Regions from separate parts of the Homo sapiens genome. Here region 2 is linked to region 1. A link is a loop called in an ENCODE intact Hi-C map of the cell type or tissue named here. Cell type or tissue: HCT116. All regions are shown on one strand. Links, peaks and the distances in the headings refer to the core of each region. The heading gives the core; the rest is flanking DNA. Region 1 has its middle 130 kb from the start of CCDC196. Region 2 holds the start of RDH12 (retinol dehydrogenase 12).

What was found. A loop is a pair of places that touch in the nucleus more often than their neighbours do. Peaks named below come from ENCODE experiments on the same cell type or tissue, not always from the same donor. Only the 100,000 strongest peaks of a DNase experiment are listed, where the experiment ranks them.
Region 2: a loop joins it to region 1, with 6 times the contacts of the local background. A loop is called at or near these places in 3 of 110 quality-filtered maps.

The regions. Positions count from the first base shown.
Region 1 is chr14:66,350,072-66,366,626 of GRCh38, forward strand. No RefSeq gene overlaps it. Among named protein-coding and RNA genes, the nearest start is that of CCDC196, 130 kb to the right of the region's middle. In HCT116, for the core only: a CTCF peak has its summit at 9,570 (motif pointing right); a DNase peak (open chromatin) is centred at 9,570; H3K27me3 peaks cover 392 bases.
Region 2 is chr14:67,697,047-67,713,601 of GRCh38, forward strand. It overlaps RDH12 (retinol dehydrogenase 12), which reads left to right and starts at 4,840. Exons shown (of 9, transcript NM_152443.3): 1 at 4,840-4,889. It also overlaps a transcript of GPHN not described here and the pseudogene RN7SL369P. In HCT116, for the core only: a CTCF peak has its summit at 7,622; DNase peaks (open chromatin) are centred at 3,725 and 7,595; H3K4me3 peaks cover 661 bases; H3K27ac peaks cover 427 bases.

The sequences.
Region 1 (16,555 bases), core at 4,996-12,995:
CTGTTTTAAGGAAGCTCAGGGAGCTTCAAGAATATATGAAGAAACAACTTAATGAAATGAGAAAAATATTAAATGACCAGAATCAGAAATTTAATAGAGAGATTGAAATAACAACAACAACAAAAAACTAACAGAAATTCCAGAGCTGAAAAAAAAAATACAATGAACCAAATGAAAATGCAATAGAGATTATCAACAGCAAATAATCGAGCAGAAGAAAGAACCTATGAACTTCAAAACAGGATATTTGAAAATATACAGTCAGACAAGAAAAAATAATAAAAAGAAATGAGGAAATGAGGAAAGCTTCCTAAGACTTAGGGGACAGTGTCAAAAGAGCAAATAGTCAAGTCATAGGAGTTAAAAAAGTAGAAGAAAAAGATAAGGGATAGAAAATTTATTTAAAGAAATAGTAGCAGAAAGCTTTTCAAACCTAAAGAAGTATGTAAATATCTAGTTATGCAAATATTAAAGGTTTCCATTAGATTCAATTCTAATAACTATCACAAGACATATTATAATCAAACTGCCAAAAAACAAAGACAAAGAGAGGACCCTGAAAGCAGCAAGAGAAAAGAAACAAATAACATGTAAAGGAGGTCCAATATAGCTAGCAGCCCACTGCTCAGCAGAAATCTTACAGGCCAGGAGAAAGTAGGACGATACATTCAAAGTGCTGAATGGGGAAAATAAAAAAACCCCTAACCAAGAATACTCTACCCAACAACTCTGCCCTTCAAAATGAAGTAGAGATAAACACTTTCCCAGACAAACAAAAGCTAAAGGAGTTCATCACCACCATATCTGTCTTACAAGAAATGCTAAAGAGAGTTCTTCAAGCTAAAGAAAAGGACACAAATAAGTAACACAAAAACATATGAAAGTATAAAACTCATGGTAAAATATGCAGTCAAATTAAGAAAAACCCATACTGTAATGGTGGTATGTAAATCATTTATATCTTTGTTATGAAGGTGAAAAGACAAAACTATTAATAATAAATACAATAACTTGTTAAGGATATGCAATATATAAAAAGATGTAAATTATGACACCAAAAATTCATAGGTAATGGGAGCAGTGGAGTGAAAACATAGAGAGTTTTGTGTGTGTGTGATCAAAGTTAATTATCATCTTAAAATAACCTGTTATAACTTCAAGGTGCTTTCTTGTAAGCCTCATGTTAAGCAAAACATATATCAGATGCCCAAAAATTTAAAATCAATGAATAAAAGCATACCACTAGAGAAAATCACTTAGCCACAAAGAAAGACTGTGTGAGAAAAAGAAACAAAGGATATACAAAACAACTATAAAACAATTTAACAAAATGGTAGTATTAAGTCCTTACCTATCAATATTACTTTGCATATAAATGAATTAAATTATCTAATCAAAAGAAAGAGTGGTTGAATGGATAAAAAAACAAGACCCAATTATATGCTGCCTACAAGAGCTTCACTTCACCTCTAAGGACACACATACTGAAATTGAAAAGAAGGAAAAAGATATTCCATGCAAACGGAAATCCAAAGAAAGCAGAAGTAGCTATACTTAGATCAGATAAAATAGTTTTTAAATAAAAAACTGTAAAAATAGACAAAGGTCATTACATAATGAAAAACTGGCTCAATGAAAGGACATAATAACTGTATATGTATATGCACCCAAAATTGAAATACTTAAATATATAAAACAAATATTATTACATCTGAAGGGAGAGATAGAATGCAATACAATAATAGTAGGGGACTTTCAGCAGTGGACAGATCATCTAGACAGACAATCAGTAAGGAAACATTAGACTTAAACTAAATTTTAAATCAAATAGTCTTATCAGACATATACTGAACATTCCATCCAACAGCTACAGAATATACAATCTTCTTAACTTCACATGGAACGTTCTCCAGGATAGATCATATGTTAGGCTACAAAACAATTCTTAACAAATTTAAGAAGATTGAAATTGTATCATGTATCTTTTCTGATCGCAATGGTATAAAACTAGAAAGCAATAACAGGAAGAACTTTAGAAAATTCACAAATACATGGAATTTAAACAACATACTCCTGAACAGCCAATGGGGGTCAATGAAGAAATTAAAAGGGAATTAAAAATTATTGAGATAACCAAAATGGAAACAACATATCAAAACCTAAGGAAACAGCAAAAGCAATTCTAAGAAGGAAGCTTATAGCAATAAACGCCTACATCGAAAAAGAAGAAAGATTTCAAATTTAAAAATCGAATATTACACCTGAAGGAACCAGAAAAGAAAGAATGAACTAAGCCCAAAGTCAGTAGAAGGAAGGAAATAATTTAGAATCAATCTAGGTGCCCTTCAACAGATGAATAAATACAATGTAGTACATATACACAATGGAAGACTATTCAGCCATAGAAAATGAAAATCCTGTCACTTATGACTACATGGATAAACCTGGTGGACATTATGTTACATGAAATAAGCCAGGCACAGAAAGACAAATACTGCATGATCTTATTCATATGTGCAATCTAAAAAAGTTGATCCCGCAGAAGTAGAGAACAGAATGGTGGTTACCAGGGGTTGAGGTGGTTGGGAGCAGAAGATTTGTGGAGATGTAGGTCAAGGGATACAAAATTTCAGTTAGAAAAAAGGGGTAAGGTTAACAGATCTATTGTACAATATGGTAACAACATTAACAACATTGTATTCTTGAAAAATGCTAAGAGAATGAATGTAAAGTGAAAGTGTTCTCACTAAAAAATGATAATTATGTGAGATAACGTATATGTTAATTAGCTAGATTTTAGTCATTTCACAATGTATACATACTTCAAAACATCATGTTGTACATGGTAAATAAATATAATTTAATCTGTCAATTTAAATATATACACATATATATACACACACATATATATACACACATGCACACACACACAAACACGCACAGATGGCTCCTGACTTACGACAGTTTGACTGATGATTTTTTGACTTTATGATGGTGCAGAAGTGATATGCATTCAGTAGAAACTGTATGTCAAGTACCCACCCATCCGTTTTTTTTTCACTCTCCGTACAATATTCAATAAATTATATGAGATATTCAACACTTCATTATAAAATAGGCTTTGTATTAGATGATTTTGCCTAACTGTAAGCTAACGTAAGTGTTCTGAATGTGTTTAAGGTAGGCTAGGCTATGGTATGATGTTCTGTAGGTTAAGTGCATTGAATGCATTTTTTACCTATGATATTTCCAACTTATGATGGATTTATTGGGACATAACTCCATTGTTAAGTCAAGCAGCATGTGTGTGTGTGTGTGTGTGTGTGTGTGTGTGTATAAATTCAATAGCAAGTAAACGAATAACCCAATTTAAAAATGGGTGAAAGACTTAAATAGACATTTCTCCAAAGAAGACATATGAATGGCTAAAAGGTATATGAAAAGATGCTTAAAATCATTTAATCATCAGGGAAAGGCAAATCAAAACCACAGTGCAGTACGACCTCACACCTGGTAGGACAGCCATTATAAAAAAAAAAAAAACAGAAATTAACAAGTGCTGATGAGGATGTGGAAAAATTAGAACCCTTATGCATTGCCAGTGGTAATGTAATAATTAATATTCCATATTAATATTATTCCATATTATATACATGTAATATTCTATATTATAATAGAATATTATTCAGCCATAAGAAAGAATAAAATCCTGTCATATGCTACAACATTGATGAGCCTTCAGGACATTATTGTAAGTGAAATAAGTTGGCGACAGGAGGATAAATATTGCATGATTCCACTTACGTGAAGTTTCTAAAATAGTCAAACTCATAGAATCAGAAAATAGAAATCAGAAAATAGAAATCAGAAAATAGAATGGTGGTTGCCAGGGGCTGGACGGAGGCAGAAATGGGGTGTTGCTTCTTAATGGGTATGAAGTTTCAGTCATGCAAGATGAAAAAGTTCTAGAGATCTGCTGTACAACGTTGTGTTTATAATTAACAATACGGTACTATAAACTTTAAAATTGCTGAAGAGGGTAGATACCACGCAATGTGTTTCTTAACACAAAAAACAAAAATTACAGTAATATACAAATGATGTCTATTCACACCTAGTAGGATAGCTATCATCAAAATAATGGACAATAACAAGAGAGGAGGATGTAGAGAAAATGGAACTCTCATCCGTTGCTGATGGGAATGTAAAATGATAAGGCCACTTTAAAAAATAGTTTGGCAGTTCCTCAGAGAGTTAAATGCAGAGTTAAAATACAATCCAGCAATTCCACTCCTAGATATATATCCAAAAGAATTGAGAACATATATCAACACAAAAACTTGTACATGAATGTTTGTAGCAACATTTTTGACAATAGCCAAAAAGTAGAAATACCTCAAGTGTCCATCAGCTAATGAATGGATAAACAAATGTGGTATATCCATAAAATGAAATACTATTCATCAATGAAAAGGAATGGCCTACTGATTGATGCTACAACAGGATGAACCTTGAAAACATCATGCTAAGTGAAATAAACCAGACACAAAAGGCCACATATTGTATAATTCCATTTATATAAAATGTCCAGAACAGGCAAGCCTGTAGAGACAGAAAGTAGAATGGTAGTAGTAAGAGGTCAGGGAAGAGAGGAATGAGGAGTGACCATTAATAGGTATGGAGTTCCTTTTGTGGGGGTGATAAAAATGTTCTGGAACTAAATCATGATGATGGTTGCACAACTGTGTGACTATAGTAGAAACCACTTAATTGTAACTTAAAAGTGGAAATTTTATATGTGAATTATACCTTAATTTAAATATACATATATATACATATATGTGTGTATGCAAACTATATACATACATAGACACACACACTCATATGTTGTGTGTGTGTATATATGTATGTGTGTGTATATTGAGATGAGGCCTCACTATGTTGCCCAGGCTGGGGTACAGTGGCTATTCTCAGGAAAGATCATAGCACTCTACGCCTCAGACTCCTGAGCTCAAGTGATCCTCCTGCCTCAGCCTTTTGAGTAGCTGAGACTACAGGTGCAAGCTACCATGTCTGGCTAATAATAATATTTCTTAAAGCCCATTTTCACCCAATATAACTAGAGGAAGGTGACCCTTCCTGGAAAGGGAGTGAGACAGTTGGCAGGGGATAAGTTTACCTCACTCCTAGACAGAAACCCTAAAAAAAAAGAGTATGTTTCTAAGGCATTGATATCTGAAGTACTGCACCAATAAGCAATGTCATACAAGCAAGAAAGTAGTTTCATTCAGTTCTGATTGGAAAGAAAGGGAAAAGAATTTCCAAAAATATGTTATAGGCAGATTTTTTTCTTTCTTTTTTTTTTGTTTGCTTTTCAGAGTGGCTGGAGTTCAAAGGAGGTGTGTGTAGGATTCTCTGGCTGCAGAAGAGCCTTTAATCTCATAAGACTAGGAATGTGCTCAGAAAGAGCAGGCTGAGAGTGTACCTGGGACCTGAGAGCCTTCCCTGGCTAGGAGTCATCCCAGGAAAGTGGGCAGAGGGGCACAGCTCTGGGCAGGTCATGAGGTCAGGGAGGAGGAATTACGTGGGCAGAAGCTGCTCCTCCTCACCCGCTCCCATTGCCTTTCAGGAGCTGACATGAGACTTGCAGTTGATTCATGGATACTGCAGGCCACACAATTCGTGGATACTGCAGGCCACACAATTCGTGGATACTGCAGGCCACCTTGACGAGACTGTGCAGAGCCCATTTCTGTGATTTGGCTGGTAACTCGAGTAAAAAGGGGTGAAATAAGTGTCCCTCCCAGTTGTATCCCGTGACCCTCCAGTTTGGTTCTCTTTGCACTAGAATTTATTATCAAAAACATTATGTTAAAACTGTTTACATGTTAGGGAATGCCATGTTTAACAAAATGTGTTTTCTCTGGTTTCTGTGTGGACACTAATGTCAAGCAACCTGACCTCTCTTGCCCTCCCAATAAAGTTAGTAAGTCCCCACTGAGATGGTCTTTGCCAATGCAGGGATTGTGTAAATGGTGGCTCCCTGGCAGAGAAAAGAATGAAACACCAGACAAGTGGTTAGATTTGGCAGGCAGCTGGGCTCCCCCTGCTCAATAATATTTCCCACATACTTTCTACCTGGTGGAAATTTACTTTTTCCAACAGCAAGCTATTCTCTATTGAGGAAGGGCTTTGGTTATTAGCTGCCGTCACCTCTCTGACATTTGTTTTCATTTGATCACCAACTGATTAAACAGTCTCTGGGTTTAGGCCTGAGAAGCCAGAAGAGAAGAAAAAGAGACAACAAAGGAAGAAATAAGCACCTGAACAGATCAAAATTCCTGCTAAACTTGTGAGGCCAGTCAGGGACTGATGAGGCTTGAGATTTCATTCTTCTTAAATGTGTGGACATTGAAGGAAAGACAAGTTAGGGAGACAGGATAGCAGAAACGGTGGTCAGCAGGGCAGAGGTAGAAAATATGGATAAACCTCGGGAGACTTGGGAAGCAACCGCATTGGAAAAACCCAACTCTCTACTCCACTACCACCCAGAGCACAGGCTGGAGCCTTCTCTCCTTGTATAGGAAGAAAAAAAGGAGGCAGCTCAAGGGTACAACACCAGAATCCACAGTCTCTCAAACTCTTTTTCTGTAGAAAAAGGTTATCAGCTACTCCTGCCTCATCAACAGGAAAGAGCAACTCTCCCCATGGGCAGCCAGCAGCATAGGCTCTTATCTGTAGTTCAGCTAGAAAAACAGTGAGGTCCATTCCACCACCCTCCTCCTCCCCAGACAATAAACCCTCCCACCATAAGACACAAAAAGGAGAGATCTACCACATAGGTTCCAGCCCCCTGAGTTTGGACACCTCCAAAAACTACCTCGTGTTGATGTTGCAGGCTTTTGGCTCCAGTTCTGAAATCATATAATGCTGAGTTCAAACCTCTCCTCTTCTTCTAACATATAAATTGCCCTCTCTCTTAGCCTAAAAAACTTCTAAGAGGAGTTGCCAGGTAAGCATACGGAGGTATGGATTTGGAACTTAGAGGACTAGGCAGAAGATAAAAAGTTAAAAGTCAGTTGTTATTGGAGGTAATCAAAGCTGTGGCTTAGGTGAGATGGCCCAGAAGGAGCACAGAATGGTTGGATGCCCAAGTCTGTCAGGAAAAAATGTCAAAATCTTTCCTCAACTCAAAAATCTTTCCTTTACTCAAAAAATGAGTAAATGAGATTACTGAGAGTTCTGGGCTCTGTCTAGCAGACCCTCCAGGAGTGATTTGATTCTTTAAAGCTGGGCATCATTGATTGTCTTCCTATTGGCCAGGCTATTTCACTACTCTCTAGGGGTAGAAGTTAATTTGTAGAAAACTAATGGAAATGCAGATGACTGTTGTCCATAGCACTGTGAATAAATTTTGTTCCCACAGACATAAAATTTATTTTTACCTTGGGGTGAAAAAGATGACCCTGACCCCAAGCATTACATTTTATTTTTCTACAATATATTATCAATTTTGCATCTATGAGCAAATTCATTTCTGCATTCCTAAGTATACTTATGTGTGCCTTCAAATTTTCCTTTGACCTGATTTTAACATACTGGTTTCTTCACTAAATAATAAGTTACATAAAGCCTTTGATGTATTCCTTTTGTATTTGTGTGAGAGTCTTGATTTTACCTTCTTGAAAATTATACTTTAGCAGGACCAAGGCCTTAAGGATGGTCAACAGAATAGTCAGAGGAGCATGGCCTTGCAAAGGAGATGAGCTAAGAGCAGAAGCAGAACAAGAAGCAGGAGTGTTTGGGCACAAAAGTCAAGGTAAGTCAAGGAAAAAAGGAAGCTATCAACTAAATCCAAAAGGCATTTAATTAATTTCATCTTACTAGACCACACAACTGCAACAACAACAGCCCTCCATGCTGCCCTGCACCACCAATTCCTCATACAAGTTAAGAGGCAACCTTTTCTTTTTTTTCTTTTCTTTTTCTTTTTTTTTTTAATTTGAGACAGAGTCTCACTCTTCACCCAGGCTGGAGTGCAGTGGCGCCATCTCAGCTCACTGCAAGCTCCACCTCCCGGGTTCACACCATTCTCCTGCCTCAGCCTCCGGAGTAGCTGGGACTACAGGAACCCGCCACCACGCCCAGCTAATTTTTTGTGTTTTTAGTGGAGACCGGGTTTCACCGTGTTAGCCAGGATGGTCTTGATCTCCTGACCTCGTGATCCACCTGCCTCGGCCTCCCAAAGTGCTGGGATTACAGGCATGAGCCACCGCCCCCGGCCAAGAGGCAACCTTTTCTAAACCACTCAAAGCACAGGATGTCTTGTTCCAGCTTTCTCCTGGGACCAGGAGGCTTACTTATCTGACATTTACATAACCAAGGAAGCCTACTGAAGCCTTCTTTGAAGAACAAGGAACATTTACTTCAAAGTGATTCTCTATTCTCAACCTGATTGAATCAAATGGTACTGAAAAAACAAGAAGAAAAACCCCTCGAATTTAATCAAATTTAATTAAAAGTTTGTGCACCCCTTTTAATAGAGGATACATACCCTGCTACACTAACAACCTTAGAGATTGCCTCACTGCATTAACATCCATGAAGGCAATCAATTGGCAAATTTGATCATTCCCTTCGTTTCTAGCTCACAGATGGGAAAACTGAAAAGAATTGTGCAGCTGTGTCTGAAAGTATGTAAATTACTCAGCTCCCTCAAACTTGTTCTTGCTTTTTAAGTGAGCTTAAATCTGGATAAGCCCAACTTCCCCCTCTTTTTCCCATGTTCTGACCACCAGATAGATTGCATATATCATAGCAAACACCTTCTCCTGTCATTTTCCAACTGTGAGAACCTGTAGAAAGCAGGAGCAGAATGTGGAAAAAAATCATTAAAATCTGACAAATAGTTTTTTAAAAGCAAATCTTCCAGGTGTTGTTCTCTAACCTCAAAATGCATAAGCCAGAGGATTATGCTTGAAGATGCGCCTTTTTTTTTTTTTAATTCCCATTTGTCCAGGTTAAAGGAAAATTCCCCAACCACTAACAGGCATCATTAGTTTTCATTTGCTGAGCACCCAATGGATGGATCAGCCTCTTGAGTTGGGTGCTCTACTGCACCACCTGCTATGATCTCTCCAGGTGTATCTGCAAATGACTCTTGAGCTAACAAGCCTGAAGTTTTTCTGCTCATCAGAAGGGCACTTAAAGAAATTACCCATTTGCCTAGAACTGGAGGCAGCTGCAGTCACTGGTATCCCAGATGGTCCCACTTTTTAGCATTACAAATCCTAGAAGAACCTGACAGTACAATAGAGCTCTCACCCCAGCATCCACCTTCTCACTTGCTTCTCAAAGGCAAGATGTCAAAGATGCACTCGTAGTCATTTTCAAGCTTTAGAGCTTTTGGTACCTATCAGAGAATAAGCGCAGCCCAAATACATCAGATGCCATTTGTGAGTGCATGCCAAAAATACCTTTGGTAAATTCCAAGATGCGATTCTTAAACTTGATGAAATATTAGTGTAATTGTATGAACTCGCCACAAGATGGCAGGCTTTAACTTCCTAAAGGCAACCTAAGCTTTTTTTTTTTTTTTTTTTGGCTTTGATGCCTGTAGGGTTGGGGGGGACACTGAAATGACAAGCTGTGGGCAGAGGCATCTACTCGTTTATTAATATTACCAGGCACAGCTTGAGGAGATCTCACATCACTTTAGGGAGCTGATTTGTTTTGGCATTTGGTTGAAGAAGAATTATTCCCTAATCATTTGTCAGGTGAGATGCTTTTAAATTTTAGCTCTTGCCCTCAGAGAAAACAATGTCTGCCAGAAAGATTCACAGCAGGGGCATGTGTATATGTGCAGAATATTCACCGGCATGTTAACAACACAGCAATGTTGTTTTCCTGGAGTTTCAGAGAATAAAGAATTAACCCAGGGACAAAATAAATGTTAATATACATAACTGAAACACACAAACAAATCAGAGGGGGGAAATCCTATTAATAGTAGCTCGCAAATACTATTTCCAACTATGTTTATAATGTTCACCATTAATCCTGCTTTCTCTTTGTTACTTCTAATGACTCACCTACTAAGAGAGTCAAGAAAATAAAGATGCAAAAATCTGTATTTTAAGATGTCCAGCCATATCTTCAAAAAGCAGAAAACAGAAAATCTGTTGCAACTTGTTTAGAAAGAGAGAATTATGCACTCGTACCCGTGGGGAAATCTACCAGTTAGGGAGAGGACCAACTAAGGCTGGAAACAAATGAGGACAGGGACCCACACAGGGGATGGTGGTTCAAACAGAAATAATCTAGGATCTCTTGAACAAAATGAGGAAGTAATTTGGTTGCATTTGGATCAAGCAGATTTCAGAGCAATAAGAATCAGGTAAGGGCAACAGAGAGAGTTAATAGGGGGCATTTTAGACTCACAATTAAGATATAATTTCCTCAGGGCCTTGGAAATAACAATAGCTTTCAGAAGGTCATTAGCACGCAGACTTGGAGATTACTTCAGCCCATCATGTTCATAAAGACGCACTCACGGGTCCACCCCACAAGAGCCAGTAATTAGATTCTACCACTCCCTGTCCCAAGCAGTCTTGCACAGTGACCGTTAACCTCGGCCCCAGAGGTGGGAGAAGTGATCCGAGAATGCTGTCTGCACAGGTCAGGGCTCATAAAGGCAGTAGCAATTAACCTCCCTGCAAGCGTGTGTCTGCCTGGGAGGGGTGGGGGAGTGCGCTTGGCAAATTAAAATGCATTTATAAACAGTAGGTTAGAAGAGCTCAGAGGAAGAAGAACCTTGTAATGAGTGATGGTTATTAATGATCATTATTATCCTTGTCCTGACCCAAGAACTATTTCTTAGAATGTTTACTTAGTATGCAAACTGGAGCTCAAACATAAGAGGCTCTGAAACTCTGCTGTTAAATCTGCCGGTTTTATAGAGATAAGAAATGGCTCCATGAGTGAAGTTCCCTTCCTAAAAGTTAATATATATAAATGAAAATGTTACAGCCCCCACATTCCACCAGAAGAGAAACAGATCGATTCTCTGTGTGGTGACTCCCATAATGGAGGGCATTAGGGCAGGTTTAACATGAATAAGATATTGATTTCCCCTTGTTACTTGATTCAACTTTATTCCTTTTGGATTGCCAGAGGCCTCTGTGACAACATAGGCTGTGGTCTGGAGAGCAATTGGGAGCTGTATTTTCTGGTCCTTTATTTATTCATTAAAGTTTTGCACTAACAATATCTCAGTGAAAAAGAGAGAATTCAGTGAAACTCCACAAGTATGCCTGATCCTTTTTAGACTTAATAAAGAAAGTAAACAGGTTATTTTAGAGGCACTGAGAAAGGAACAGGCAGGCCATTCTTAGTATGGTTTATGCTATTTGTTGAGGATTTTTTGTTGTTGTTAAAATTTTATCATTTATAAATATAGTCCCGATAATATTTTATATACTACACAAAAGGATTTTTAGGGAAAAGGGAACATCTCCTCTCACATACCTTCCTCTCTCTCCTAATCCACATGTCCCCTGTTGGTAGCACTGATAACTTGGATATACGTCCAGGATTCTCTGTGCTTTTGTATGCATACACACATACAGAGTTTTATGAAAACAGAATTATGCCATCCATGCTGTTGCAGAATTCAATAGGTCTTGGATCTTTCTATGTCAGGATAGAGAGTGTCCTCAGATTTTTAACAGCTGCATAGTATTCCACAATAAAAATACTCTCTCACCTATTTAATCATTCTCCCACTGACCGGCTTTCAGAATGTTTTCTGTTTCCAGTTGCTACAGTGATGCCTCGGGGTTCATATACCTTGGCCTCACAGAGAGTCCCTGGACATGTGGGCAGCCAGAGGAGAGGCAAAATGGTGGTGGAATGGGTCTGGGATGGCAAACGTATGTCCTGGAACTACTACCTCCCTGCTCTGGCAGCCTGTGGCCCCAGAGACAGGCTCAAGAGAATATCTGCAAAGTTTCCCCACCCCTGCCTAATCCCACCCCATCCCCACATCACTCAAAACAAGACGGGTGCAGGTGAGGCTGAGAATCAGCTGGAAGACCTGGGGAAGCCTCATATGTAAGATGAGAATGTTGAAACTGAGTAAATGTGTTGGACACAGTGACCTGAAGCCAGGGAAGTTGCGAGAAGTGGACACTTCAGCAATAGACAGAGTGTTTAGAGCCAACACAGCAAAAAGAAACAGACACATAGCAGCAGAATCCACAGAGGAAAGCTCTGCCCAGGGCCACAGGCAGGAGAGTAGGACAGAAGGGGAGAGAAGAGGCAAGTCTGAATTGCCTGAGTATTTATTCTAAAGATACTGAGTTCAACAGAAGACTCTCAAATGTGCTTTGAATTGGCAAGCTTATCACCACCAGTGAAAAAGAAGAATTGAGCATTGTATTAGCTTTCTATGGCTTCTATAACAAAACACCACAAACTGGGAGGCTCAAACAACAGAAATGTATCATCTCAGAGTTCTGGAGACTAGAATTCAGAGATCAAGGTATCAACAGGGTTGGTTCTTTCTGAGTGCAGGGAAGGAGAGACTCTTTTCTATGCCTGCCCTCTAGCTTCTGGTGGTTCAGCGGCAATCTTTGGCATTCCTTGGATTCTAGAAGCATCACTTTCATCCCTGCCTTCATCTCCACATGAAGTTCTCCCTGTGTGCATGTCTGTGTTCATTTCCCCTTTTTATAAGGACACCCTTCACATTGAATTAGGACCCACTGTTATGTCCTCATTTTAACTTGATTGCCTCTGTCAAGACCCTATCTCCAAATAAAGTCATATTCTGGGTACCAGAGGTTAGGATTCCCATATATCTTTTTGAGGAGGACACAATTCAACCCATAACAAGTGTCAAATTTGGGGAAAAGAAATAAAGTTCTACTTTTGCATACCTGAATTATGTAGACTGGAATTTTTACCCCCAAAACTATTTTGCTTGCATCATAGGAAAACTAATAGAGAGCTCTGCCCTTGAAGATGCTTGAACTATAGCCTGAAAAAATGTGTTTCCATACTATATTGTCTCTAAATTCAGCAGAATTGGCAAATAATCCCTTGAATTTCACTGCCTTACCTCTGCAAAAGTAAGACCCTCGAGGTTCCAGGAAAGACTCCACTGGCCACCAAGCCCAACAGAGAAGAGGCCCTGGGGAGACGGCAGAATAAGTTGCCATGTGGTGAGAGCTGCATTGCAAAGGTGTGGGAGGAGACACCTGGGACCAGCCAAGGGGGCTTCTCGGGGTGCCTGGACAGAGCATAGATTCCTGAGAGCAGGGAGCAGGACAGGAGCCAGGCTGAGAGCAGGGAGCAGGACAGGAGCCAGGAAGCTCAGCTGATGAATCTTTTTGAGAGGCAGCCTTCCCAGGACCCATCACCTATTCATGATTTACTTTCCTGTTCATCCCAGGAAGAGCTAGACAGTGGCCTCAAGGGGTGGTCTCCAGGTGCCAACCCCAAAGGTCAGTCCAGGTCTCCATGACAGCATTTTGAATGGCCAAGTAGAAAGCAGGTAAGGTTCATGCCACACTCAGAGAGAAAGAAACTTGTCAGAGCCAATTTGCTTTCAACTAGTAAATATCTGAAATAAGGTCAGCAACTCGGCAGCAGGAGGCATTTTGTGAAGCTTACGAAGGACTGCAGTACCTGCCATTCTTTCTTGATAGTTTCTATAAGACCTCACACACTGACAGAGATGGTTATGGAGCTTGCTCAAGGCTGCTGTTGTCTTTGTATGTGTCAGAAGCCCCACAGGTCCTTGGAGGGTGGGTTTCTCAGTACCAACAGTGGATGAACTGTTGGAGACTACTGCAGGACATTTCTTTTTCTTTTCTTTTTCTTTTTCTTTTTTTTTTTTTTTACTTGAATGTCTGGGATACATTTGCAGAACACGCAGGTTTGTTACATAGGTATACTTGTGCCATGGTAGTTTGCTGCACCTGTCAACTCGTCATCTAGGTTTTAAGCCCCGCATGCATTAGGTATTTGTCCTAATGCTCTCCCTCCCCTTTTCCCCCAACCCCTGACAAGCCCCAGTGTGTGTTATTTCCCTCCCCGTATCCATGCCTTCTCATTGTTCAACTCCCATTTATGAGTGAGAGCATGCGTTGTTTGGTTTTCTGTTGCTGTGTTAGTTTACTGCAGTACATTTCTACTTGAGAGCAGAGCTCAGAAAATGTCTTGTGTCAAAATTAACAAAAATCACAGAGAGAAGCCACAGGGAGCTGGTGAGTATCTCACATCTAACTGCTAGATGGAGTTTTACTCCGTAAAGCAAAAATTGCATATCATGTGCACGTATCTAGCAGACTACTTGTCTAATAGAATATGGTAAATAAACAACCTGAGTCTCTCACTCTCACTAGGATGGCTTTGGGCATCTTTTTCTGTACTGGCATAGAGTTCCCCAGGGGCAGAAGCTCCAGTTGCCCAAGTGGTGACCTGCTTGATAACACCCTTTCCTTCCTTGACTCAGTTCCCCCTTCTTCTACTGGTGTTCCCTGGCATCACTTCCCAAATGAACTACTGGCACCCAGATCCTTGTCTCAAGGAGTAGCCAGCCTGGGACAACCACCTGCTGTTTCACCAAGGTGTAGACCATGTTCTGAACATGGATTTGCAAAGAAACCTACTCTGTGCTCACCACTGTGCAGGCTGGAGGAGAACACAAAGTGAGCAGAAGACAACCTCGAGACAAGCAGCTAGTGAGGACTGTGGATGAAGGTAGGGAGATAAGTAGGTTTCACTGAGAAAGAGAGGGTGGGTGTAGAGGAGCTATTTTCTCCCCCTGTTCCTACATCAGATCTTAAAATAAGAATGTGTGCCCTCTTGGTATACTGGGGAGAAAGTCCTCCCACTCTCCCCCCATCATCTGCATTCCCTCCATGTCCCATCTGCTGGTGCACGGAAGTGTCCTGAGCATGTGGCTAGCTCTCACTGGCTCTCTTTTGGACACCATCTGCCCATAACCCTCAGGTGATTTCCTTCACACTCCAGACTTTTCCACGATATAAAAGTCTACCTTTCAGCCCTGTGGAATCTCGCTTCCCTACCTGTGACGAGGTCATAAGTTCAATTCAGAGGGGGAAGACTATGAAGTCCATATTGCCCTGGACTCTGAGCCACATTCCCCTGGGACTGGAATAAGATAGATACACCCAGCCATTTTGGACTCCTATGCCTAGTCCTCAACTGGTTCAGGATTCAGAGGGCAGATGGCATGATTAATCAACACTTTCAAACAACAACTGTCACCAAGTATGCTACTTTCATGGTGGCGCAGTGGGAAGAGGACTCTCTCCCTTGCTTTTCTGGCAGGAGTGTTTCACGGCTTCATTTTGCGGACAAAAGGTCTCATGGTTGACCGAGAAACAAATTGCCAGCAGCAGGCAGCAGGAATCATGCAGCCCAACTCCAGGTGCAAACATCTGGCTTCTCTCTGATTCATTTAGTGAAGATTAGTTCCCCTCACATCTCCAAACTGGCTGCTCTAGAAAGCAGGCCCACCTGAGTTGTAGCATGAGAAAGGGAAGTGTTCTTAGCCAAGTCACTTCCCATCTCAGGGCCAGAGAAAGCCTGCCTTTTGTCTCCTGCCTTCTTTCCCAGATCCACATTGCTATATCTCCATGAACAAATATGTTTTTCTGTCAGGTCTTTGACTTCCAATTGACTCTGTGCTGCAGCCAGACCCTAAAGTATCTCACACCCAAACTCATCTCCATTTGCATAGATAATCTTAAGCCTCTTCCAGCTTTAGGACTCTATGATACTATGCGTCCAGAATTCCCTATGCATAGAACATCTTAACCCTTCGATTTCCCCCAGCCTGAGAGTCACAGCCCCTGCCCCCACCACCACCACCTAGAAGTTGTATAACTGTAAATAATCCCCTGAAAATCCACTGCCCCACCTCTGCAGAGGAGAGACCATCAAGGCTCCAGGAAAGACCCCGCTGGCCACCCAGTTCATCAAAGAAGAGGTCCTGGGTGGCAGCAGGGTAATTTACCCATGTGGTGGGTCATGCACTGCAAAAGACAGACAGCATGTGCTGCATCACTCAAGACTGGACAGAGAGGCAGAGGTAGACAGACAGACCAGATCCACCCCAACCCACGTAGACCCTATCTCCCTCTGGGCTCATGAGAAACTCATTTCTATGACAAAGATTGGTAGTGGGAGAGAGATAATGTTTGTCACAGTGAGATCATGTGAAACAATTATTTCAATGCCCCAGGCACTGGCCTACATAACTTCAGTAAGATTGATCTGGGTTAACACCAAGGGAGTTTAGACAGTGGTGGCGAGTTCACTGTAATGGGATTTGACCAGAAGGACATTTTCCCTCTTCTTGGGAACTCTTATTCTCCACAACCTGCCATTCCAGGAAAGTCGCAGGCTTCCCACTGGGGCGGAGCATGAGAGAGAGGCCTCAACCCCAATAGAAAAGTCAGAACAACGTGAGCAATTCTGCGCTAGGAGAAAGGAAACTAACCAATTTTCCATCCTCTGTGAA
Region 2 (16,555 bases), core at 3,240-11,239, 1.3 Mb after region 1:
TTTGTTTTGTTCCTTATTCAGTCATTCACGCATTTGACAAACATTTATGGCATTCCTATAGTGTACTAGGCACTGTGCTGATGTCCAGCAGGAAGCCAGGAACACATAATCTCTGCTCGCCCGGAGTTCATGGACTGTCAGAGAAGACCTTAAATAAGTAATCACTGTAAATAAATCATGGTGAAGGTTATGAGGAGGATTAGAGAAAGCTCTGGGAGCTTTTACAAGGGAGAGGAGTTCTAGATCAGGAGAGGCTTATTTGAGGAAATAACATTTGAGCGGAGGCCAGAGGGAAGTTAGTAGGCAAGCAACATAGACAAGAGTGTGCTGAGCAGAGGAAAGACCCCACCTGAGGGTTCACAGTCAGAGAAAGCAGGGTGCACTAGAGCAACAGAAAACCGTCTAGGGAGAAGGGAGAGTGCCAGAAATGGCAATAATAGCCAGTGCTTAAATACTGCTTAATTATGGCCAGGCCCTGTCCCAATGATTTATATATATATATTAACTCTTAATTCCCATAACAACTCTAAGAGGTAGGTACTATAATTTTCCCTATTTTACAGACAAGAAAACTGAGGCACCGTGTAAGCTAGCCTAGGTCAAAGAGGCAGAGCTGGGATTCAAACTGAAGCAGGTGGTGTTCCATGAGAGGGCCCTATATGCAAAGTGGCCCCCAAATGCCAGAGGAGCCAAGACACCAAAGGTTGAGGCAGACAAATCCAGTTTCTTGGTAAGGGTGTTTTACTGTGGGAATTTACAGACAGAAATGTGGGCTTGGGTGGCAGATTTCTGTACATGTAAGCTCCACACTCAGAGTTTATATACTGTAGGGAAAGAGTCAAACTGCTCTGTGCAAGACAATTAAAGGTAGCCCTCCAGAACAGGCAAGAATGCTACATGTGTAATAGATAATAATTTGTGCAATAACATCAAGGTTGACATGTTCTTACACTAGGGACAGTAAATAAAGTAGGAATCAGGAGATATTCACAGGACTGGGGCTAATCAACATTGCAGTCAACATTGAAGTCAGCATTGCAGATTAGCATCCCAGATGCAGTCACTTTTGTCCACCAAGTTGTATGCAGGGTCTATTGTGCCCTTAACTATTGAGCTATATTGCCAAAAGATGAAGCTGGAAATTTCTCCCCATACTTGTGTGTATTTGCATATCCATATAAAATTTGCATATAATTTCAGGTGGTTTATAGACACATTGGAGCCATAATGGAATCTAGATTAAAAACCATTGATTATCTCTACTAAAAAATTAGCTAGGCATGGTGGTACACATCTGTAGTCCCAGCTCTTTGGGAGGCTGAGGTGGGAGGATTGTTTGAGTCAGGAGTTGGAGGCTGCAGTGAGCTAGAATTGTGCCACTGCACTCCACCCTGGGTGGCAGAGCAAAAACCTATCTAAAAGCAGAGGGAAGCTTTGAGGAACCCTAACATTATGAAATGGGTAGAGGGAGGGGAGCCCAAAAATTGACTGAGAAACGGCCAGAGAGGTTGGAGATGTATCAGACAGGGTTCAATCAGAAGTGAGAAACTACACAACAATTTGAACAGGGAAAGTTTAACATAAAAAAATTATTAACTATAATGGGATTGGAATAATGAGGGACTGGATAGTATAGGAGCTGTTATACTTCTCCTGAAAAGAAAAATAAATATTTTATGCTCTGAGGAGGATTTGGTCTCTGTTGCAGCTACTCGACTCTGCTGTTGTAAATGTGAAAGCAGCCATAGATAATATTTGAACAAATGTGTTCAAATGTTACTGTGTTTACTGTTCAAATGTTACTGTGTTCCAATGAAACTTTATTTACAAAAACAAACAGTGGGCTGCATTTGGCCTGTGGGTCATGGTTTGCCAACCTGTGTGCTAGTAAGAAGAAAAGAGAACTCTAAAGAAGATAAAAGGGCCAGGCATGTTGGCTCATGCCTGTAATCCCAGCACTTTGGGAGGCCGAAATGGATGGATCACCTGAGGTCAGGAGTTTGAGACCAGCCTGCCCAACATGATGAAACCCCATCTCTACTAAAAATACAAAAAAATTAGCTGGGCATGGTGGCAGGCACCTGTAATCCCAGCTACTTGGGAGGCTGAGGCAGGAGAATCACTTGAACCCGGGAGGCAGAGGTTTCAATGAGCCAAGTTCGCGCCATTGCACTACAGCCTGGGCGACAAGAGCGAGACTCTATCTCAGAAAAAAAAAAAAGATAAAAGGCTGGATGTGGTGGCTCATCCCTGTAATCCCAACACTGGAAGGCCAAGGCGGGAGGATCACTTGAGCCCAGAAGTTCGAGACCAGCCTGGGAAACCTAATGAGTCCCTGTCTCAACCAAAAATTTAAAAAATAAATGAATAAATAAACAAAAAATAAATAAATAAAATAGGCAGTGTACTGGTGTGTGCCTTTGGTCCCAGCTACTCCGGAGGTTCAGGTGGGAGGATTTCTTGAGCCTCACAGGTTGAGGCTGCAGTGAGCTGTGATTGTGCCACTGCACTCCAACCTGGAAGACAGAGCAAGACCCTATCTCAAAAAAAAAAAAAAAAAAAAAAAGAAACAGAGAGAGAAAGAAAGAAAGTTATGTGGATGTAAAAAATCTTCACCTTTTTAAAGCTTTTTTTTTTAAAGTGATCAAAACACAGTAAGTCACAGGAATTACCTTGATAAAACATTAAGAAAAATTTTAGGATAGTTACTAAAAAGTAAAGAAAAACCTTTTGTAATATGATTGTTTTTCTTTATTGGAACTCTATTTAGATAACCTGGAAGACAAACTCAATGAAAAGAATACTTGGATTTAGGCTGGGCGCGGTGGCTCACGCCTGTACTTCCAGCACTTTGGGAGGCCGAGGTGGGCGGATCATGAGGTCAAGACATCGAGACCATCCTGGCCAACATGGTGAAACCCCGTCTCTACTAAAAATACAAAAATCAGCTGGGCGTGGTGGTGCGCACCTGTAGTCCCAGCTCCTTGGGAGATGGAGGCAGGAGAATCGCTTGAACCTGGGAGGCGGAGGTTGCAGTGAGCTGAGATGATGCCACTGTACTGCAGCCTGGAGACAGAGCGAGAAAAAAAAAAAGGATACTTGGATTTAATTAAAATACAGGAAGAGTGTGTCCAGAGTTATGAGTGTACACTATATTTTTGAGGAAAGTAAACAAGGAAACTTGTATCTTAAGCAGGACAATAAATATGTCTCAGTAACAGCATCAAAAGTGCCCTGGTTATAGGAAATAATTTAGCTATATCGAGAAAAGCCAAGACTACAGAATCAAGTTATATTGGAGGAAAATGGTTTTGTTCCAGAGCTTTAAGATAAACATTTTAGCATCAGGCCACACCAGAGTTAGAACCAGAGAAAAAGATTACAGAAGGCCGGGCACAGTAGCTCACGCCTGTAATCCCAGCACTTTGGGAGGCCGAGGTGGGCAGATCACGAGGTCAGGAGATCGAGACCATCCTGGCTAACACGATGAAACCCCGTCTCTACTAAAAATACAAAAAATTAGCCGGGCGTGGTGGCGGGCGCCTGTAGTCCCAGCTACTCGGGAGGCTGAGGCAGGAGAATGGCGTGAACCTGGGAGGCGGAGCTTGCAGTGAGCCTAGATCGCGGCACTGCACTCCAGCCTGGGTGACACAGCAAGACTCCATCTCAAAAAAAAAAAAAAAAATTACAGAAGTTGGCTGGGCATGGTGACTCATGCCTGCAATCCCAGCACTTCGGGAGGCCGAGGCGGGTGGATCAGCTGAGGTCAGGAGTTTAAGACCAGGCTGGCTAGAATGATGAAACTCTGTCTCTACTAAAAATACAAAAATTAGCTGGGCACGGCGGCGAATGCCTCTAATCCCAGCTACTCGGAGGCTGAGGCAGGAGAATCACTTGAACCTGGGAGGCGGAGGTTGCAGTAAGCGGAGATCTTGCCACTGCACTCCAGCCTGGGTGACAAGAGCAAAATTTCATCTCAAAAAAAAAAAAAAAAAAAAAAGTCAAAGATTACAGAAGTTGACAAAAAGGTTGAAGGAGAGGATTATCATTTCAACCAAGAAAAACATGTATCTTTTTAAGGGTATAAAGAACGAACAACAACGATTCATGACTTGGGAATCATGTGCAGCGAGGTATAGCACAAGTAGAATTTTTTGAGATATAAATTTGAGAAGTTTTAGAAAAGAAATAGATTGTAGAATTTAAAATCAAAAGCTCTTGTAATTCACTAAGAGCAAATTTATACTTTAAGACAATGTTATTTTAACATAGAGGACCAAAATCTCAATCTTTAGAAACACTTATAACTTTTTTTTGATTATAGCCAACTTAATCACATATACATTTAAAAAAATTTTAAAGAACTTTATTATAATTTCTTTTTTTTTTTTTTTTTTTTTTGAGATGGAGTCTGTTGCCCAGGCTGGAGTACAGTGTCACTATCTTGGCTCACTGCAAACTCCGCATTCCAGGTTCAAGTGATTCTCCCGCCTCAGCCTCCCGAGTAGCTGGGACTACAGGCATGCGCCACCATACCTGGCTACTTTTTGTATTTTTAGTAGAGATGAGGTTTCACCATTTTGGCTGTGCTGGTCTCGAACTCCTGACCTTGTGATCCGCCCACTTCAGCCTCCCAAAGTGCTGGGATTACAGGCATGAGTCACCACGCCAGGCCTATTATGATTTCTGTAGACTATTTATGACATGTTTGAACTTTTGTTTTGCCCTACCCTTTCTCTTTTATAATTAACCTGTCATTTTGCTTTAGGAAAATAATTTACCATGTAATAAATTATTATCATGCAGTGGCATGATCAGCTCATCGTAACCTCAACTCCTGGGCACAAGCAATCCTCCCTTCTCAGCTTCCTGAGTGGCCAGGACTACAGGTAAGTGCCACCATGCCAGACTAATTTTCAAAATTTTTGTAGAGACAGTATCTCACTGTGTTGTAGAGACAGTGTCTCACTATGTTGCTTAGGCTTGTCTTGAACTCCTGATCTCAAATGATCCACCTGCCTTGGCCTCCTAAAGCATTAGGATAACAGTCATGAACCACTGTGCCCAGCTTTTTTAAAAATTTAATATATATATATTTTTTAAATGGAGATGAGATCTCATTATGTTGCCCAGGCTGGTCTCAAACTCCTGAGCTCAAGTGATTCTCCCACCTTAGGGTCCCAAAGTGCTAGGATTACACACATGAGCCACCATGCCTGGCCTGTGCTCAGTTTTTTAAGTTTTTTTCTATTAACCATTTTTATAGCCTGTGAATGTCAGATATTTACCTAAGCAAGAAATTTAAAGTTAAATACATGGGTATTTTGTTGATAACTCAGAAGGTTTAGCTGTATTTCTTAAACCAACAATATTAAATTAGTCTTACTTATAAAAAAAATCACACAAAGATTATTTTGGTTTTGGCTGGGTTCATAGTTTTTTACCTTTGTGCCAAATCCTGACCCTGTAAAATATTTAATAAGACAAGTATAAATCTGACCATAAATCTAGGCAAATATGTATGTTGACAATTTTGAAGACATTTTAATATTTATTTTACTAATAATTTTAAAGCCAGTTTATTTATTAAAGAATTACTTAAGTCATGTGAACTTGGAAAACCTTTGGGCTTACTAATTTATGAGTGCTCATTTATCTATAAGTCAATTGGGTATCATGTAGATACAACATATAACATATTACATGTATATATGTAAACACATCTAAACACACATATATATGCACAAATAGAGATCTTATACCTTTATTTTTTGATTTGTCTTTTGAAACAGGGCCTCACTCTGTTGCCCAGGGTAGAGAGCAGTGGTATGACCATGGCTCACTGCAGCCTGGACCTCCCAGGCTCAAGTGATTCTCCCACCTCAGCCTCCTGAGTACCTGGGACTACAGGTGCGTGCCGCCATGCCCAGCTAACTTAAAAAAGTTTTTTTTTTGTAGAGTCAGAGTCTCACTATGTTGCCAGGGCTGGTCTTGAGCTCCTGGGCGCAAATGATCCTCCTACCTTGGCCTCCCAAAGTGCTGGGACTGCTGGCATGAGTCACCTCATCTGGCCCTTATAGTTTTCATTTTAGAATTTTAGTCATGAGATAGTAATACAAACTCACCAGTTTATAAAAGATAGTTGGATCTAAATTATTTTTGGAAAAAATTGGGACCTGTTAGTTCACATGGCTAAATTTTATTTGTCCCAATAGGTAATCTAATGAAGGCTGTGAGCCAAAATTTTTGGGTAAGGTAGTTCGATGGCAGTTTTATTTTAAAAATCTTTTATCCTTTTATTCAGTTTCAAATGAGTTTAGAGTTAGGTTTTTAATGTTAACATTTTAGCTTGAACTGGCTGAATCGTATAAGAAAAACAAAATTTCTAAGTCTTCTTAAGTTAGTAATACTATAAACAGTGAGCTTTATCTCAACACAAGTAGAAAAGTCAGTAGTTTCAAAGTAGGCAGAAAAAATATATAGAGGTAGACAGAGAACTTAGACGATCCTACATGTTAACTCTGTAGTTCTGGGTGGACCACTTGAGTTCTAATCTGTCTATTATTTTAAGATGTGCACAACAATGGGCCATAATATGTATCTAGCTGGAGTCTCAGAAAACCCAGTATGTCTTTTTTTATTTTTCCGAGACAGAGTTTCACTCTGTTGCCCAGGCTGGAGTGCAGTGGCATGATCACAGCTCATTGCAACCTCTCTCTCCTGGTCTCAAGTGATCCCCCAACTTCAGCCTCCCTAATAGCTGGGACTACAGGTGCATACCACCGTGCCTGGCTAATTTTTGCATTTTTTGGGTAGAGATGGGGTTTTGCCATGTTGCCCAGGCTGGTCTCAAACTCCTAGACTCAAGTGTTCTTCCCACCTCAGCATCCCAAAGTGCTGGGATTACAGGCGTGAGCCACTGTGCTTGGCCTGGCATGTCTTAATGTTTGAGAATCTCATTTTTAAAATATTAATCTCTCAGTTTAGAAAAACTGTTGGATTCGTATTTTTATGATCTCAGTAGTTCTATTTTCATTCTGCAGTTGTTTTGTTTGTTCCCCTTGTTTTAAATTTAAATATATTTCCCCCTTTTGAGGGAAGGAAATGTGTGTATTGTGAAATTCTAAAAAATCTGTGCCTAAGAGGTGTATGGGAGCCAGGAGAACAAACAGGAAGAGCTGAGTTCTGATTACGGGGGTAGAAGGAGGAGGAGCAGCTAGAGGCAAAAAGGAGAAAGCCTCCTAAATCATTAAAATTTTCAAATCGTTTCACATATCTTTTTTACCTCTTGAATTGAGGCATTTTTAAAATAATTTTTTTAGAAGCTTGTAGGTGTTATTGGAAGTAAATCTTCCATTCAATTTGTCTGTATCTAAAACCAGCTTTTTTTCAACTGTGTGTGCAAATAAATTATCTTAGGCATTTTCGGAACAGCTCCATTTTGGCCACTGCTGCTTATAACCACCCTGGGTTAGGGGATCTACTGCTTATCTAGGCACTTGCAAGTGGAAGGATGGTAAGTATTATACCTAAAACTCAGCAGGTGTCTTAGAGTGCACTTCCCATTTTAGCTTTGTGTGAGGACAAGTTATGGAGTAGAGTAAGAGTGCCCTCATGCGACTGGAAAAGGAAAAAGCTAAGGAAAGGTCTCACCCCAAATCACCAGGGAAACAATTTACAAAGCTTCTATTTTACCCTGCCCTAGTATTTAACAAAAGCCCTTATCTTGAATTCATAGCAGCAGCTCTCGTTCTGAGACAGTCATTGTACCACGTAGCCAAGGAGGAAACCAGCTTTAATAAACCAGAACATCAACCAAGACAGGAACTTCATTGATTTCAGGAGGAACTCATCTGTAGCACTCAGCAGGGGCATCTAAGTCCAGGAACACAATGGATTTTGTGCTGGCACATGCACAAAGGTTGGAAGCAGGTCTAGGTAGTCCAGGGAGGTCACTCTGAAATCCTGTCAGCTATGCCATTTTGTTGATGGAAATTAAGGCTGTTGAGGCAGAAATAAATTGATAAAGGTTTATTGGAAGCCAAATGTGAGGATCAATCTGGGAAGACACGCCAATAAAGCTGGGTGTATTCCAAAGTCTGTCGTTAGAAGTTGGAATGATTTTATAAGAAAGTTTAGAAGAAGGGATGGAGACTCTTCATACTGGAGTTGTCCTTTTTCATTGAATGGCACAATACAGAGGTTACAGTCCTTGGCTACAGATGACAACATACAAGTTAAAATGTCCATGTTTAAGACAATCAGTAACACTTCATGATTCAGAAACAAATCAGTGTCCTTTTCAGTGTCAGTAGGTTACATATTAATGTGTACGTCAACAGTTTGAGAAATTTTCAATAAGATTTGAGAGACTCATCGTAAGATTCTTTACTCAGAAATGCTATGTAAGCCATGAATCATAAGACTTGCCCCAGGTAGGCTAATTTGGAAGACTGCCAAACGTGACCTGTAGGTTATCACAACTAAATGCAATGTGGGGTCCTGAATTCAATCCTGGACCAGAAATAGGACATTAGTGAGAAAACTGGTGAAATTAGAATAAAGCCATTAGTTTAGTTAGTGGTGTTGTACCAATGTTAATTTCCTGGTTTTGATCATTGTTCTAAGGTTATTTAAAATGTTGACATTTGGGGAAGCTGAGTGAAAAGTATGCAGGAATTTTTTGTATTATTTTTGCAATTTTTTGTAATATTTCAAAATAAGATGTTTTAAAAGACACATTTGATCAACCATGACAGAGGAAAGGCTGAATTATCTTTTTATTTTCCCTAGGGAAAATGATATTTACAAAATAATTTTTATAGGAGGAGGCACTCAAAAAGTATACAGCCAAAAATATAAGAAAAAAATATCATTAACTATGTCAAGCAGTTAATTAGTAAAGATATCAGGTGCAGTGGCATGTGCCTATAGTTCCAGTTACTTGGGAGGATGAGGTAGAAAGATCCCTTTAGCCTAGACGTTCTGGGCTTGTAGTGTATTGTGCCAATCAGGTGTCCACATTAAGTTCAGCATCAATATAGTGACCTCCTGGGAGCAGGGGACCACCAGGTTACCTAAGAAGGAGAGAACTGGCCCAGGTCAGAAACAGAGCAAGTCAAAATACAGGCGCTGATCAGTCGCAAGATAGTGCCTATGAACAGCCACTACACTCCAGCCTGGGCAACATAGCAATGCACGTCTCTAATTTTAAAAATAAAATAAAAATATAATGTCATTTTCTGGATTTTGTGATATTTGTAGTGTGAACCCAGAAAATTTGTGACAGGTCTCAGTTAATTTAGAAAGTTTATTTTCCAAGGTTGAGGACGTGTCCCCACGACACAGCCTTCGGAGGGCCTGACAACATATGTCCAAGGTGGTCAGAACACAGTTTGGTTTTATACATTCTAGGGAGACACGGGACATCAATCAACATATGGAAAATGAACATCGGTTTGGTCTGGAAAGGAGGGACAGCTCGAAGCATGGAATGGGCTTCCAGGTCACAGGAAGATGAGACACAAACAGGGGCATTCTTTTGAGTTTCTGTTTAGCCTTTTCAAAGGAGGCAATCAGATACGCATTTATCTTAGTGAGCAGAGGGATGACTTTGAATAGAATGGGAAGCAGGTTTGCCCTAAACAGTTCCCAGCTTGAATTTTCCCTTTGGCTTTGTGATTTTGGGGGCCGAGATCTTTTCCTTTCACATTTTCTCCACCCTTTAAAAAAAATCTTCTGGAGAAAGCATTTTAGAAGAAAATGAGTCTCTGGTCCCAGCTTTTTTCTAATCTCTCTTGGTTAGGATGGTTCGTTCCTAGACAGGTAGGTCCTAAGTTATTAGCAAAGCTCATTTTTAGAAGGTTGTGAAGTCTCATGTCCTATGCAGAGAAATTAGGGGGAGGAAGGGATACAAACAACAATAAACAAAAGAAAAATCCTGGAAAATTGATATAGGCCACATTACTCTGTAGTCCATACATCAGTAGGCAGGTATGAAAGCGGTTTATGTATGTAAATAGGTTGCTGTTATTTTCTTCTGAAGTTTAAGTTGTCTAGCTTCAGTTTGCAGAGCTTTACGAAAGCACAACTTAGTTTTTTAGTGACTCCAAATTAGGAAAAATGGGGAAAAAAGAAGGAAAACAATTGAAAACATTATTTTGAAGACTTGTAGCCAACAAAAATTAGAATTCAGTCCAAACTGTAGAAAACAATAAAAATTGCAAAACATTAGGCAAGACTAAAATCTAACAATAGGTGTACTACACTTTTTGAAACAATCTTTTCTCTCTCCAGTTTCCCATTTTTACTAAAGACAAATTATGGTAGGACTTGTTTGCTTTATTATACTTGGCCTAATTATTTGTATACAGAGCAGCAAGAATATATATATATTTTTTGAGATGGAGTCTCACTCTGCTGCCCAGGCTGGAGTGCAGTGGCGTGATCTCAGCTCACTGCAACCTCCACCTCCTGGGTTCAAGTGATTCTCCTGCCTCAGCTTCCCAAGTAGCTGGGATTACAGGTATGTGCTTTCACACCCAGCTAATTTTTATATTTTTAGTAGAGATGGGATTTCACCATGTTGGCCAGGCTGGTAAGAATAATTATTTTTTACATAGGCTTTTAAATTGGCTTTGATGAAACTGTGTTCTGTAGAAAGAATCTCAGATAAGACTTCTTTAAAGCTGAGCCCAGCCGTGGATTTGTGCTATCAAATACCTATGAATTGAGTTAACCTCTCCTCTTGAGGTTCCAAGGTAAACTTGGGGCTCCTGGGCCTGTCAGAAAGTGACATTCTTTACCTACCACAGATCAGGAACCCTGTACAGGGGCTGTGTAGATAAAGGTAAGAGGCCAATTTTTCCAAGGGGCTATCTTGGTTCCAGAAGTCAAGTTTGATTCCAAGGGAAAGCACACCATTCCAGTCAAAGTCTTGATAAAATAACCAGTTTCTCCAATTGTGTCCTGTTACAAATGGAAACAGATTCTTACTGCACTTACGTAAATAGCTGTATTGTTATAAGTTACAAATACTCACAAATAATTTCCAAATTCTGGAGAAATTAGGCAGAGAGACACAAATATGCCCCAAGTTTTGTTCATGGGAGTATACTTTAGTCAATTGCTAAAAGCTGTAAATAGCTTAAAAGAAAAGTTTTCTTGACTCTGAAAAACAAAAAAAAGGATCAGCAACGTTTTAAGCAAAAAGTTAAAAATATTACTTTAGTCTTCTATCAGTTTAGTTTATGCAGTTAATCCTGTTCTGCTTGATATTCGTGAACACTTCAGCTCTCCATGAGAGTCCTGAAAGTTTTTTCCTCTATTCTAAGGTTACAATCTCCAAAGTTATCAGAAACCTGCATTTAAGAACACCTGTTAGAGTTCTATAGCTGATTATAAAACCACCTTCTAAGGAGGACCAAAACAAGACAACAATTGTCTGTGGATGATGAAAGGTTTTAGGGCAGCCATAAAGAAACAATTGACAAGGAAATTTGTTATCTCTGTGGCATATGATAATTTAACATAACAATTATAATTATTACTGATAATGTACACTAAGTCATACCAAAATTACAGGAGTTTCCCATGATTTTGGAACACATACCAGTAACATATTTATACAAATACAGCCCAAAGAAAACCAAACACCATTTCATATTTGACTATGCTTCCTGTATAATTTTTATACCAAATAAGCCAAATATGTCATTTTCGGACTCTAGGGAACCTATTAATAATACCTTTTTTTTTTTTTTTTTGAGAGGGAGTCTCATTCTGTCGCCAAGCTGGAGTGCAGTGGTGCAATCTTGGCTCACGGCAACCTCTGCCCCTCAGGTTCAAGTGATTCTCCTGCCTCAGCCTCACGAGTAGCTGGGACTACAGGCATGCGCCACCACACCCAGCTAATTTTTGTATTTTTAGTAAAGATGGGGTTTCACCACGTTGGCCAGGATGGTCTCGATCTTTTGACCTCATGATCCGCTGGCCTTGGCTTCCCAAAGTGCTGGGATTACAGGTGTGAGCCACTGTGCCAGGCCCAACAATATCTTAAAGGATTAATTAGGTCAGAAAAAGACATAATTTATAGTTTGATTTTGGAAAGTTTGTCAAATATCAAAGGTTTAAAACACTTGATATCACAAAATAGAATTAATAGGTCATTGTGAAATAAGTTATTCATTTAACCAAAGTGATAACTCAAGGATTTCCCCAAAAAAGGTGAAAACCTTCATTCTTTGAGAGAGGAGACTTAATTTTCCAAACAATAAGCCCTAATAAAAACAGCATGAAGCCAATTAAATTCATTTTTCAAAATTTTATAAACAATCTATAACATTTTAATCTTGACCATAAGATATAACTTTCATAAGCCTTTCATAACCTTTATAACCTTTAGGAGTTGGTTAATGCTTCAAGAAAACCTTGTTAATCTGACACAGGGGCCCATATGCTGGTCTTGCATCAGTGTGCCTTTGACATTAATGATTAACATGTAGAGAAACAGAACTTGTTTTATCTCTTAAAATTGGCCCTCACAATCTCACATGCCCATCTCTTCTGTGATAGTCCCTGGGCCTTGAGGAGTTTAATAGCTTTAATTTCTGGCCCTGTGTTTCAGGAATACAGTTTATTTTGATTGGCATCTTCTACCAGGCCTGAAGATGGGGGGCTTTAATGGCTGTCAGTGTTTAAAAAATTAGCAGGACTTTGATGTCCTTTTTAGACCAAGGCATCAAAGCCCTGTAACTCAATGTCACAAGTACTTTAAAAGAGCATAAAGAGTGTGAAAGGAAATATCTTGGGCCCCCAAAATCACTAAGGAAATCTCAAGCTGGAAACTGCTTAGGGCAAACCTGCCTTCCATTCTATTTAGTCACTCCTCTGCTCACTGAGATAGATACATATCTAATTTGCCTCCTTTGGAAAGGCTAATCAGAAACTCAAAAGAATGTAACCGTTTGTTTACTATCTATTTGTGACCTGGAAGCTCCCTCCCCACTTAGAGTCTTCCTGCCTTTGTTTTAAGTTGTTCCACCTTTCCAGACTGAACCAATGTACTTCTTACATATATTGATTGATGTCTCATGTCTCCCTAAATGTATAAAACCAAGCTGTTCCCTGACCACTTTGGGTACATGTCATCAGGACTTCCTGAGGCTGTGTCATGGGCTCGTCCTCAAACTTGGCAAAATAAACTTTCTAAATTAACTGAGACCTGTCTGAGATTTTCTGGGTTCACAAGAGAGATACACAGATGTAGTAACCTTAATTTAAAAAAAGTTTTAATCTTTTTTTCCTAAGCAAACCAAAACTTAATAATAATATGACAACTTGATCATATAAAAGTTTTTGGTTTTGTTTGTTTTATAAATCCGCTTATTGTGACTTACATAGACCTTTTGTGACATGCTTGGACTTTCCAGTTTGTCTTGAACATCCCTCCTTCTTAAATAACCAGTCATGTCATTTTACTCTAGGACTAAATTTACCACACAATATTCTTTTTCATATGAAATTATTTCTCTTTAAGCTTTCTTACAAAAAAAATCTTTATTTTTATAACTTTCTTTACATCTCTTTTATTTCCTGGTTCCTTTTACCTTGTTTTATACATGATCTTTAAATAAGCTTTGAATTAGACAAAAATTTTTCACTTTTTTTTAAAGGACACACTTTTTTTTTTAGAAAGAACGTTTTCCTACAATTATATTTTTATTAGAAAATACCCAAATAATGAAATATCTATTATCTAATTTAATATAACTTTAGATTCTAAATTATGATGAATGTGTCTACAAGTATTTATTCTATTACATTTACCTAATTATTTTATTTTCATTGTTTACCTAGATTATTTATGAAAACTGTGATAGTCATCATTTAAAATTATGGAACCACCATTGCAAAATTATAACTGAGACAGTGAAAAAGATTTAACTTAACTGGCCCCATCTTGCTTTTAACCTTCAAACTGTCCTTGTTCATTCCTGGGCATAGGCCAAACAAATTTTGAGAGGAACTTAGTTTATAGTTTAGCTTTGAAACAAAGACGATAACAAACCTTACTTCCTGTGGACTAGACCACCTAAAGCCACAAAATTAAAGTTATGGTAATCTTACTAAATTTAAGGTTTAGCTATTTTTATTAAACCAATATCAATGTCTTATTTATTAAAGATTACACAAGCAGAGATCATTCTGTTTTGGTCTGAGTTTATAGTTTTCTAATCCCTATGCCAAATTTTGACACCTTATAGTGTTTGGCAGTAATAAGTATGAAATTGCTTGATTAATAAATGCAAACAAAAATGTATGCTGGCAATTCTTAAGACATTTCTAATATTACTTTACCAATAATTTTAAAGCTAGCTTATTTATTAAATATTTTACTTAAGTTACATGAACTTGAAAAAGGATTTGACTAGTCTTCCTTTTTCTGATAAAGTATTTGATGATTTAAGTGCTTTTCTTTTTCTTTAAGCCAATTAATTAGAGCTCTTTTATATATTTTCAGTAGTGAAACATTGTGTACACAACACATAAATGCATTGACATATTAGTCATGCCAATAGAAGTACATCTTATAGATTCATAAAGACCTTTTTTCTTTCCTATCTTAGACTTCCAGATTCTTGATAACCTGTTTCACAACACTAGGCAGTTCTCAGCTAAATAGCCTTAAATTTTCATATTAAAGGAAACAACTCAGGTGAAAAGTCAAATAGCAAAATTTACACCATAAGGTACAAAGAGAAAAAGTCTGATGGTTCTAGAGGGAGATTGAAGATGGATGTCAAATCAAACACAAAATTACAGAAATCTATCATAGGATTGTATAAGGAGACAAATTTTATTTAGATAGGGACTACCTATCTTTTTTTTTGAGACGGAGTTTTGCTCTTGTTGCCCAGGCTGAAGTGCAATGGTGCGATCTAGGCTCACTGCAACCTCCTCCTCCCAGGTTCAAGTGATTCTCCTGCCTCAGCCCCCTGAGTAGTTGGGATTACAGACATGTGCCACCACACCCAGCTAATTTTTGTATTTTTAGTAGAGACACGGTTTCACCATGTTGGCCAGGCTGGTCTTGAACTCCTGACCTCACGTGATCCACACACCTTGACCTCCCAAAGTGTTGGGATTACAGGCGTGAACCACCACACCCGGCCTGGGACTACCTGTCTTTTAACTGGATCTCTGAGCTCTGGGAGGAGCCCACACTGAATCCTGGGTCTCCAAAAAGGGAGAATTATTTTGAGGTTAAACCATGTGATGCTTTTATAGTGCACTTAAAAATTTTGTTGTTGTTGTTTTTTGTTTTTTAATAAAGACATTTCTAAGTGTCTAAGCTACATTCTTCCTTAAAAATCCCAGAGTGGCCTCTGTTGCAATAGCTATTAATGAAGAAAACAGAATTCAGTCAACTGAGAAGAAAAAACTTGCAAAAAAAAAAAAAAAAAAAAAAAAGACAAGGTTTTGGGTGAGAAAAAAACAAAACAAAAACATGAAGGCCTTTTAAATACAAACACACCTTGGATGTTAGCTTTTAATTAAGCTGACTTTTAACCATTGAGCTCATTTTAAAAAATCTTTTAAAATCTCATTACTATATTTCATCTAGGACAAATTGCTGCTATTTCAGAAGTACCAAGTATCAAACCAGAAAGGGTTTGATTTAGGAACCAAACCTAGGCTGTTGTGATAGGGAAAAAAAGAAGGCAGAACTTTAGCTATTGAACTACAGGGTGAGGTGACAGCCATTGCTTTCAGTTGGCAGCTAGCAAAAAGGTGGCCTTGTTATGAAAATAAAGCCCCTTTAGTAATCAAAATAAAAAAATGTTCCCTTCTCTTTTTTTTTTCTTTTGCTGGCCATTTTTCTCCTACACCACCCTTTTTTGTGTGTGGGAATTTAACCACTTCAGAGGACTTATTCCCCATAATTTGGAACTTTCCTTTGGATTTGATCAAGTTGGATAGAATTGATGAAACCCAACAGGAAAAAGACTGAAACAACAATAAAAACAGAAATAAACAATGGCACAACTTATATGATCACTGAGCACTCTAATGGTAAGCAGAAATTAAAACCAGCTTTTTGTTAACTTTAGCCAAGACAAAACCTCAATTCAGCTACATACCTAGGGATGGGTCTCAGGCTGAAAACAACTCTCTACCATCCTAGAAGCAGGAAAAACAAACAAACAAACAAACAAACAAAAAACAAAACAAAAAAAAACCTCATTTTCCCTATTGGAAGTGAGCTCAAACTCCATAAAGGAGTTACCTGCTTTCCATCGTCATGGAAGCAGAAAAACTTGCCTTTCTTGTTGAAAGCAAGTAAAACTCCAAAAAAAAAAAAAAAAAAAAAAAAAAAGAGGGGATGTACAGCAAAATAAGCTTTAGATCTTGACCAAATTTTGGGACATCAGGGATTCTCTGGAGGGGATATTCCCAGACCTCAGCAAATTGTCCTGTTGGTTTGAGCCATAAAGTTAGCTCATGCTGGTACCAGGCACTGATAGGAGATTTGTCAAAGGTCAGGGGCATCTCC